Regions from separate parts of the Homo sapiens genome. Here region 2 is linked to region 1. The links are chromatin loops, found by intact Hi-C in ENCODE. Cell type or tissue: A673. All regions are shown on one strand. Links, peaks and the distances in the headings refer to the core of each region. The heading gives the core; the rest is flanking DNA. Region 1 has its middle 33 kb from the start of SNORA88. Region 2 overlaps ELP4 (elongator acetyltransferase complex subunit 4).

The links. Peaks named below come from ENCODE experiments on the same cell type or tissue, not always from the same donor. Only the 100,000 strongest peaks of a DNase experiment are listed, where the experiment ranks them.
Region 2: a loop joins it to region 1, with 10 times the contacts of the local background. A loop is called at or near these places in 13 of 110 quality-filtered maps.

Annotation. Positions count from the first base shown.
Region 1 is chr11:32,172,977-32,179,866 of GRCh38, forward strand. No RefSeq gene overlaps it. Among named protein-coding and RNA genes, the nearest start is that of SNORA88, 33 kb to the left of the region's middle. RefSeq lists enhancers at 2,514-4,463, 2,968-4,212. In A673, for the core only: a CTCF peak has its summit at 3,414 (motif pointing left); a DNase peak (open chromatin) is centred at 3,425; H3K27me3 peaks cover 333 bases.
Region 2 is chr11:31,635,768-31,638,267 of GRCh38, forward strand. All of the region lies in intron 7 of ELP4 (elongator acetyltransferase complex subunit 4), which reads left to right. Among named protein-coding and RNA genes, the nearest start is that of ELP4, 130 kb to the left of the region's middle. In A673, for the core only: no CTCF peak of the experiment used is centred there; a DNase peak (open chromatin) is centred at 1,384.

The sequences.
Region 1 (6,890 bases), core at 2,248-4,747:
TGAGGAAAGCCAAGTAGGCTGGCACATTCTGGGTGGCGGCGTGCCGTTCTCTAGGACACAAAGGGACATGAAAGGTTTTCCGCAGACCCGAAAGAGAAAGGAAACAAAAATCAGAAGTGCTCCCTTGGTGAGAATTGTTGGCAGGGCTCCTCTCACAGAAATCGGATAACAAAAAGACCAGTTACTGGTTAACTTTAAGAAAGAGCCAGCCACGCCAGGGGAAGGGCGCACATTAATAGTGAATGAAATGACCGTGTGCACGGCTTTGTGGTCAAAGGATCCGTGGGAGATTCTGGAAAGGAGGCTGCCCAGAGGGGCTGTCCCTAAACACACGGGGCTGATGGGCCACAGTTGTTCCCATTTCACTCCCATAACGTCAATCGTTTCCCCAGAAAGCCATGGGAGACTCTGTGGGCTGGGCCCTCAGATTTGCAGGGCTGATTCCTGGCCAGCTTAGGTACCCTGTGACTCAGTTTCCTACCTGCTGAAGAACTGGAATGAGGCTGACAATCCCAAAATGAAAGGAGATGCCCAGTGGCAGGATCCCTGGTCCCAGATGCAGAGGCTAGGACTGGCTGGGAGGGCTGTGGCCGGCAATCAGGACGCTGGAGGCTCCGATGGTTTCTTCCCTTTCTGGGGCACTGCTGCCTCCTGCTGTCCTGCCTATTAAATCTCAGGTTTCTCCCTCCACCCGGCTAATCAATCACCACCACCCTCTCCCTGGAGACTTTTCCTTGTGTCACCCAGGGTGCCATCACACATCAGGTCCCTCTTCAAGTCTGATCTTAGGTTCTCACTCTACTCTATCCTGCTGTAAGGGAGGAGTCCTGAATTTGGATTCTGAAGGCTCAGGCTCAAGTCCAAGCTCTGCCACTCACTGTGTAACAAGGAATATATTTCTTCATCTTGATGAACTTTGCTTCCTCTTCTGAAAACAGAGATTGGGGAGGATGAAGTCTCTGTGAGGTCCAAGTGAGATCATGGGAAAACTCTGTAAACCAGAAGGCAGTCAACCAGAGGTTTAATTTTATTATTTACTTATTATTTATTGAAACAGGGTCTTACTCTATTGCCCAGGCTGGGTGCAGTGGTGTGATCACAGCTCCCTGCAGCCTCAACCTCCAGGGCTCAAGCAATCATCCCACCTCAGCCTCCTGAGTAGCTGGGACTACAAGAGATTGCCACCACACCCAGCTAATTTTTATTTATTTATTTATTTATTTATTTATTTATTTAGTAGACACAGGATCTCCCTATGTTGCCCAGGCTGGTCTTGAACTCCTGGGCTTGAGAGATGTTCCTGCTTCAATTTCCCAAAGTGTTGAGATTACAGGCATAAGCCAGCAAGGCCAGCCTTAAACCAGAGGTTTTAAATTTGCCTCTATCTCTCTCTTTTACTCTTTTAGCAGTGGAACCCTCTTTTCCAAATTAGATCTTAAGTGGAGCCCCAAAAAGGCAGAGCGTTCTGGTAGAAGCAGGGGCAGAGCCCCCAGCCCCTTGGCCACACCCTCCAGGTTCTGGTCCCTACCCCATTGCTGGAAAACCACTGCCCTTGAGGAATATTCACTATTAACTATTAGCAATCGAAAGTATTTTGAAAATAAAGCCCCATGCTATTACTGAAAACATGAATAAGAAGATTAGAAGACAGCCAAACAATGCCCTTCAAAATGTCTGTCCACCTCCTTTTCTTTTTTCTTTCCTTTTTTTTTTTTTTGTTTGAGACGGACTCTCTATCTGTCGCCCAGGCTGGAGTGCAGTGGTACGATCTCGGCTCACTACAACCTCCGCCTTCCGGGTTCACACCATTCTCCTGCCTCAGCCTCCCAAGTAACTGGGACTACAGGCGCCCGCCACCACGCCCAGCTAATTTTTTGTATTTTTAGTAGAGACGGGGTTTCACCATGTTAGCCAGGATGGTCTCTATCTCCTGACCTCGTGATCTGCCTGCCTCGGCCTCCCAAAGTGCTGGGATTACAGGCGTGAGTCACCGCGCCCAGCCCTTTTTCTTTTTTCTTTTCTTTTCTTTTTTTTTTTTTTTTTTTTGAGACAGGGTCTCATTCTGTCACCCAGGCTGGAGTGCAGAGGTACAATGGTGGTTCACAGCAGCCTGACTGCCTCAGCTCAGGTGATTCTCCTACCTCAGTCTCCCAGGGTAGCTGGGACTACAGGTATGTACCACTATGCCCGGCTAATTTTTTGTATTTTCTATAGAAACAGGGTTTCACCATGTTGCCCAGGCTGAACTCGAACTCCTGGGCTCAAGCAGTCTGCCCACCTTGGCATCCCAAAGTGCTAGGATTACGGACATGAGCCACCATGCCTGGCCTGACTCCCACCTCTTTAAACACAATTTTTTTTGCAACCTGGTATTCTTTAAGTTTTCCTTGCAATGACTCCTATTTCATTTGTCATATCACCCATTTTCTCCTTGTCTGATACTCATGGCTACTTATCTTTAAAAGTGGTATCTTATGTCCATTTCGTGACTCACCCCTACACACACTAACATGCATGCACACATACACACAATTAAGAGCTACCTAAAAGTATAAATTTCTTAAAACCATTCTACAAAAATGAAAAATGAGCTATAGATCCACTGGTAAGAATCCTTTTGAATCTCCCAACAATCTCTACCACCAGTCACATTGCCAAAAATGACCACAGACAATTGTCCCCATCTGACTAATGTCCTCATCGTCAAGAATGGGATTTGCTGGCAGGTTTGGATCTGACATGAGTTGCAACACCCTGATCAGCTCGTGGGGCCTAGGCCCTGTTTTAATTCAGAGCTGGTATTCCTGCAGGATTCCCCACTACCTTCCCCTTCACTCTGCCGGTTTCATTAGGCAATTCTTCCCGATCTAAACACTCACTGTATGGTAGGTTGCAAAGCCACAGTCCCTACCCCCAGCCCCAGAGAGGCCCAGAGGGAAAGTCAGCAGGTACAATTATAGCTTTCACATGTCCTTCTGGAAAGAGGAGTTAAGTGTTATTTTATATATTTTTCTCAGCACCGTGTCAGTGATTTTCTCGGGAAGCACAAGGCTCCTGCTCCCCCCGCCCACATACAATGAAAATTTTATGGAAAAGTTATCCAGAGGAAGGATGGCAACGTTTTGTTTTGTTTTTTCCTGAAAGCCATGTGGGCTATTTTCTACTGCATACTACTGTCAAGAGCGGAATCACAAATAAATCTAAGAAGCAAGGAGAGGGGTATAAAATATAAACAAGGAAGGAAAGAAAGAAGGGAGTTAGCGAAATAAAGAGAGCTCCACATTTATTAAGAAAAAAAAGAATAAATTGGTTTTTTTTTACAAGCGACAGAAATTGGCCTACAAAGGGCCTTTCCTACTTGCATCCCCAAAACCAACCCGCCAAGCTATGGGCATTCATGGCTCTCTTGTGCCCTCTAGTGGGCAAAGGTGGTCCATGTTTTTTCCTTGAGTGACAGCCAGAGTCTCTCATGCACTTGTCGGCCTTCTTATTACATCATGAATTTTGATAAGCCCATTAGCCAGCCAGGCAGCCAGGAGGAGGATGTCTTTCTCACTTGATGACTACACAATGAGGAGTAATATATTTTAATTTAAACACCATAAACCTATTGAGTGCTTAATTAACTTTAACCGTCTTTAGGGGAATGAAGCCAATTTGAGGGGGTCAAAAGGAGTTGTTTCAATATCAAACAGTTTTACATAGTCAATCCATTCATTCGGCCTACAGCTACTGATTAACACACAAAATTAACATGTTAGTAAAAATTCATATTCAGGCCTCTGGGGAAATTAAGATGCGCATGCACAGGGCATGATTAGCACAGCTATTGTTTTCTCCCAACAATATAATTTAATGGGTTTTTAGAATTACAGAAAGAGAGACTCGGTGCTGGTTTGAATTGATTATTTACCACAAAGCTTTGAAATATAGAAAAGATAGAAAACATCTCAAGCCAAAAAGGCCAGCGAACAGAGGCGGATGGGCTCAGAGCGAGTGTATCTCACTAAGGAGGTTGGCGGGATGAACTGATGGAGAGGCAGGCTGGGCATCCCAACTCGACATGAGCCAGGGCCAACGGGACCAAAGAGAGGATTTCTGGCTGCCTGGAAAAGCACAGTAAGGGCTGCCTGCCCAGGGAGGAGGAAATTATTTCATTTAATATGTAATCATATTATACATACAGTCTATTTCCCAGAAGTATCTAAGGCAGATTATGTTATTTAAACATACTAAAAATAATAAATTTTTAAAAGAATTTTTTTTAAAAAAAAAAAGATAGGGAGTCAATGAGAAAGAACAAAGAGCAACTGAGTAAGGCAGTTACCACATTCGCAAAGCAAATTTAGTTCTGAGCTTCCTGGCAGCCAAGGAAAAAGTGCCAAGTACACTAGGATATATGGTTCTCATTACCTGTTGCCTTCAAAGGGATGTATAAGTTTGACTGAATAGATGTGTTTCCTTCCTCATGCTAAATTTGAGAGCAACTGATTGTGTAGTTACTTACAGAAAGGTCACTGAGTAAAAGGACTGTCAATGTGTTTGTCTGTTTATTTATTTATTTATTTATTCTAAGACAGGGTCTTGCTCTGTCACCCAGGCTGGAGTGCAGTGGCATGATCTCAGCTCACTGCAGCCTCCGCCTCTTGGATTCAAGCAATTCTCATGCCTCAGCTTTCCGGGTAGCTGGGACTACAGGTGCCTGCCACCATGCCCAGCTAATTTTTGTATTTTTAGTAGAGATTGGGTTTCGTTATGTTGGACAGGCTGGTCTTGAACTCCTGGCTTCGAGTGACCCACCCTTCTTGGCCTCCCAAAGTGCTGGGATTACAGGCGTGAGCCAACACACCCACCCCTGTCAATGTGTTTAATGACAGCTTAGCAAAATATACAGAAATGTTCTTTAGAGCTTCTTTTGTCAGCACTCCATAACAGGCAAGCACAGAGGTTCAAGTTGAAACTCAAGAAAGCCATTTCTGTAGGGAGGTAAAATAATACTGTCTAGATATATATTTTTTGATAATCCTTCTTCAATCCCTATGGTAATGGTAATTTTAGGACCCAGACAATCAGGAAGCAAAGAGGACTTGGTCTCAAGATGGAATTCACAGGACTTGTACAAGAACCTCATAACTGGCCTGGTTGCCTTCAGTCTCTCCCTCTGTCCAAACCATCTATACATGGCCAAGAAGTGAATCCTCCTGTAACATTTACTTTAATTTCCCTGTATCTGCTCAAAGATCCTCCAATGCCTCCTCTCTCCCCACATGATCTATTTTCAGCCTCATCTCCCAACACCCCTGACACACCCTGCAGCCAACCATGAAGGTCTTTCCTCATGCCCTCCACATGCCTTGTTTAATCCCACCTCTGTTGCTCATGCCACCCCCCCATCCCACTCTGACCTACTTTTCCTCTGCTTTTCCACTTCTTCGAATCCTCCTTCCTCCTCCAAAATTTTCCCCTTCTTCTCAAAGACTAATTTTTCTATCTCAGCTACCTTTTTGTTGCTCCTGAGAAATAGCTTTTAAATTGCCTACAAGGTCATGTTCCTCCTCCTTAACATAGTAACCCAGACCCTCCAGGCTGTGGAACTCCCCCTTTTCCCCAGATTCTCCACCGATGTTCAGCCCTCCATGCTCTGTCCTTTGCCCACCCGTCCGCCTTGCTGTCTAGCCTCTGCTTTCGACCTGGCAAACTCCTTCCCAAGACTCAGTGCGCCTTAGACTTCTGGGAAGCTGTGTGCTGCCAGAGTGAGGCTCCTTCTGCCCTCTGCTCCCAAAGGCCCCTGCACACACCTCTTCCCTAAGCAGCCACAGTTTCCTGTGAATGTTGAGGTCAGCTTCTCCTCTGCCAGCTCCTTGGTAACAGGTGGGATGTTTTAGTGGCTTTTTCTTTTCTTAAATCTCCTGCGGCTGCTGGTGCGTGGCACTTAATAGGACTCGGCAGATGCCACAGAACTACTTCATCGGCTGATCCTCCACCAGCAGCACACCCACCAGGCTCACAGCGCCTGCGTGCCAGGGTGCCTGGGCTCCACTTCTCTGCATGCCTTCATGTGCCTCCTCAGCTGCCTACTGTTGTAGGAAGAACCTTCACTTCTCTGTGTCTGTCCACCTGGCTACCCACTCTCCAATCCCTTATCTCTTCTCTTGATGGCTTTTATTCGCCAAAAAAGCCTGGCAAAGAGGTACAGGGAAACCAGGTCCATGGGACTAGATACAGAAAAAGAGACTGATGGAGAGGACCCAGAGAACATAAGTGACATGGTCTCTTCCCTCAGAGATGCTTTGACTCTAACAGCCTCCAGTTACTTGGAGCCAGAGAAGGCCCAAGGTCAAAAGGTGCTAAAGCCTGGTCCTTTAGCCAAACAAGCAAACCAGGTGACTCAGGTGACTCTACCAGGCTCATGTCAAAGTGATGGAGACAGGGATCCAGTTGGCTCCAGCCCAGGAAATAGGGTTGGGACTCCCAAACAGAAGCGCCGAGGGTCTGGGAACTGAGGCCATGTCAGGATCACTTTTGGGGCAGACTAGCAAGGCACAGGACATTTCACGGTGGCCTCACAGGCTGGGACCAGGCTGGACTATGTCATCAGCAAGTTGTTGCCCCCACAACTCTGGCCTGCCTCTCCTCCTCCTGACTCTTGTTCTCCATTAACCATTTGGTGTCCACTTTTTTGTTTTTGAGACGGAGTCTCGCTCTGTCACCCAGGCTGGAGTGCAATGGCGCGATCTTGGCTCACTGCAACCTCTGCCTCCCGGGTTCAAGTGATTCTCCTGTCTCAGCCTCTTGAGTAGCTGGGACTACAGGCATGTGCCACCACACCCAGCTAATTTTTGTGTCTTTAGTAGAGACAGGGTTTCACTATGTCACTATGTTGGCCAGAC
Region 2 (2,500 bases), core at 1-2,500, 540 kb before region 1:
AGATCTCCAAAATTGAGGATTTGAACAGAGATCAGGCTACAAAAAATAAGATATAAAAGTCTATCAAAGCAATAGAAATCTCCAGCAGCCTCTTTTTATGAAAAACACTGACAGGATCTTCTCACAGGTTAGGCCTGAGACAGACCAGGAGGCATAGATAAAGTCAGTTGGCCATCCAAATATTAGTAGCATCACCATGTTGTAACAAGACTCTTTAAACATCATTCATCAACTTCCTGTCCACTATGACCAGTGCCACCTCTGGAGATTGTAAGTTAGGGTTTAAATGGTGATTGAATGACTGTGGGTAAGTTAGCTTATACACTTATTTAACAAATAATGCAGGCACTGTTCTAGGCACCCATAGGGATACAGTAGCAAACAAGACAAACAAGATTCCTATTCACATGGAACTTTTTCAACAATGTAAAAGATAGGATGGAACAGAAAAGTAGTATATGTGAGTATATGAATACTTGAGCTTGGGGATGGTAGTAGAGTGGTTTCGGGCAGAAGTAGAAATGTAGTTGGATATCCTTGAAAATTTTATCATACATATAGTTGGGTATGTATAGATAATAAAATTGTGATATCTTTATTTGAGTGCATTATATAAATTAATATTAAAGGTACTTTGTATAAAATATCCTTATTTCTTGAATTGTTAAACCAGCCAATCGGTGTTCTTACTTTAGTTATTAGCATTCTGTCAGACTTGTATAGTAATGATTAGTTACCCTTTATTGTACTTTTGGCATGCTTCCCATGTTTAATTTCATTGTAGGGGAAAGAACACATAGTTAAGGAAATTGCAAAGAGAGGGAAAAGTTAAAATAGGGAAAATAATGACATAGATTCAAAACTGATTTTAACTTATTGTTATAATAAGACTTTTGTGAGTAGAATGAAGAAGACTTATTTTTTAATTTGCATTTGAAATGTTTTATGTTCAGTCCCACAACTTTGAACTTGAAATTTCTTATTTCCTTCAGGTTGAAGATTATTTTCTTTAATGCCACAGGAAAAAAATGGCAAGCATACTTTGGAACGAGTATATAAAAATAAATTCTAAATATCTGTTAAGAAAACACGAAAATTGTTCAACAAATATATTATGAATGTCTTAAGTGTATATGCATATAATCTTAAACAATTTTCCCTTTGAAGTAATATTATTACTCATATTGTCTCTTGATAGAATATAGTTTTAGTATCTGCCCAAAGACATTGAACTAAAAATGTGTGTGAAAATGGCTAAGTTAAGTACAGACTTTGTTACATGCTGAACTGTGGAGTAAAGTGTCATTAGAAGGAGCAGAACTATGGACGGCTCCCCTATATTCCAGCATTACTCAGTTCCCAGATCCCTGCTGTGTAGTTGTTCCACTCGCCAAGAAGCCTGTTAAAGAGCCCCCAAGAGCATGTGTACAGCCCTCCATGTTAATAGTTAATTGGTGAGGATGGCAAGATGAGAGGACAGCCGAACATGTGGTCTCTCAGACTCAAGCAGTAGACAGACCTTTAGTTATAATAACAGCAGCTGCTCACATTCTCACAACTCAACTGTTCAAAACTCTGTTGTTGAATGAAGGAGGTTGTCGTGGATTGAAAGAAGAAAAAAAGAAAAGGTTACTTCTAAGAAAAGTAACTAAAACACTATATTTAAACTCTTCCTACATATTATTATAATTATAAGAATATTATTGCAACTTTTAAAAACTTTGGTGTAAATACCCATATTAAAGGTTATTATATTTTGGCTACACTCAGCATTGTGCTGCTTGTCCCCCTTTTACTGTTAGAAACAGAAATGTTTTTGTACCCTTTGAAACTTTTTAATGAGTTATCTTTTTCTTTTGCAAAGTGGTAACTTTAAAGCAGTTACAATAGGATACTGTTTGACTTCCATATCTAGCAAGATATGAAACAATAATTTGTTGTTCTGTAAATGGGAATTGGCTTACCACTAGCAAAATTTGTCATCCACCTCCAAATTATGCAAACATTTTGTGGCTTTTGAAAATAGGTAATTTTATTTTCAATTCCCAGTAACAGTTGTGTGCTTCAAGAAATGGTGACCAATAACACTTATTCTTTTTGGAAATAGAAACTTAGTTTTGTGCCTTATGATGATTTTATTAGTGAGGTGAAAAGAAAATAAATTTCCCCTTGTTTATGCATTTTTTAGTATAATCTGTGGCAAGTTGTTTTTGATTTGTATTTTTTAAGGCACTTTTACCTAAAACTGTCAGGAAATAAATATTGAAACACTTAAACTAATTAATAAAATTAGAAATGGAGAAAGTTGTCTTATACCATTCTCACAGCATTTTTTTCAAAAAGAAAATTTACTTATTATTGCTAATCTTTATTCAAGCTGTCATAGTCTGCACTTTTAAGGAATTTTAAAATATAAACAACAATAATGCAAGAATGAAAACTCCTTTGACATTCTGGATCATAGAATATGTCAGTATGTTTTTTTCATTGTATAATAATT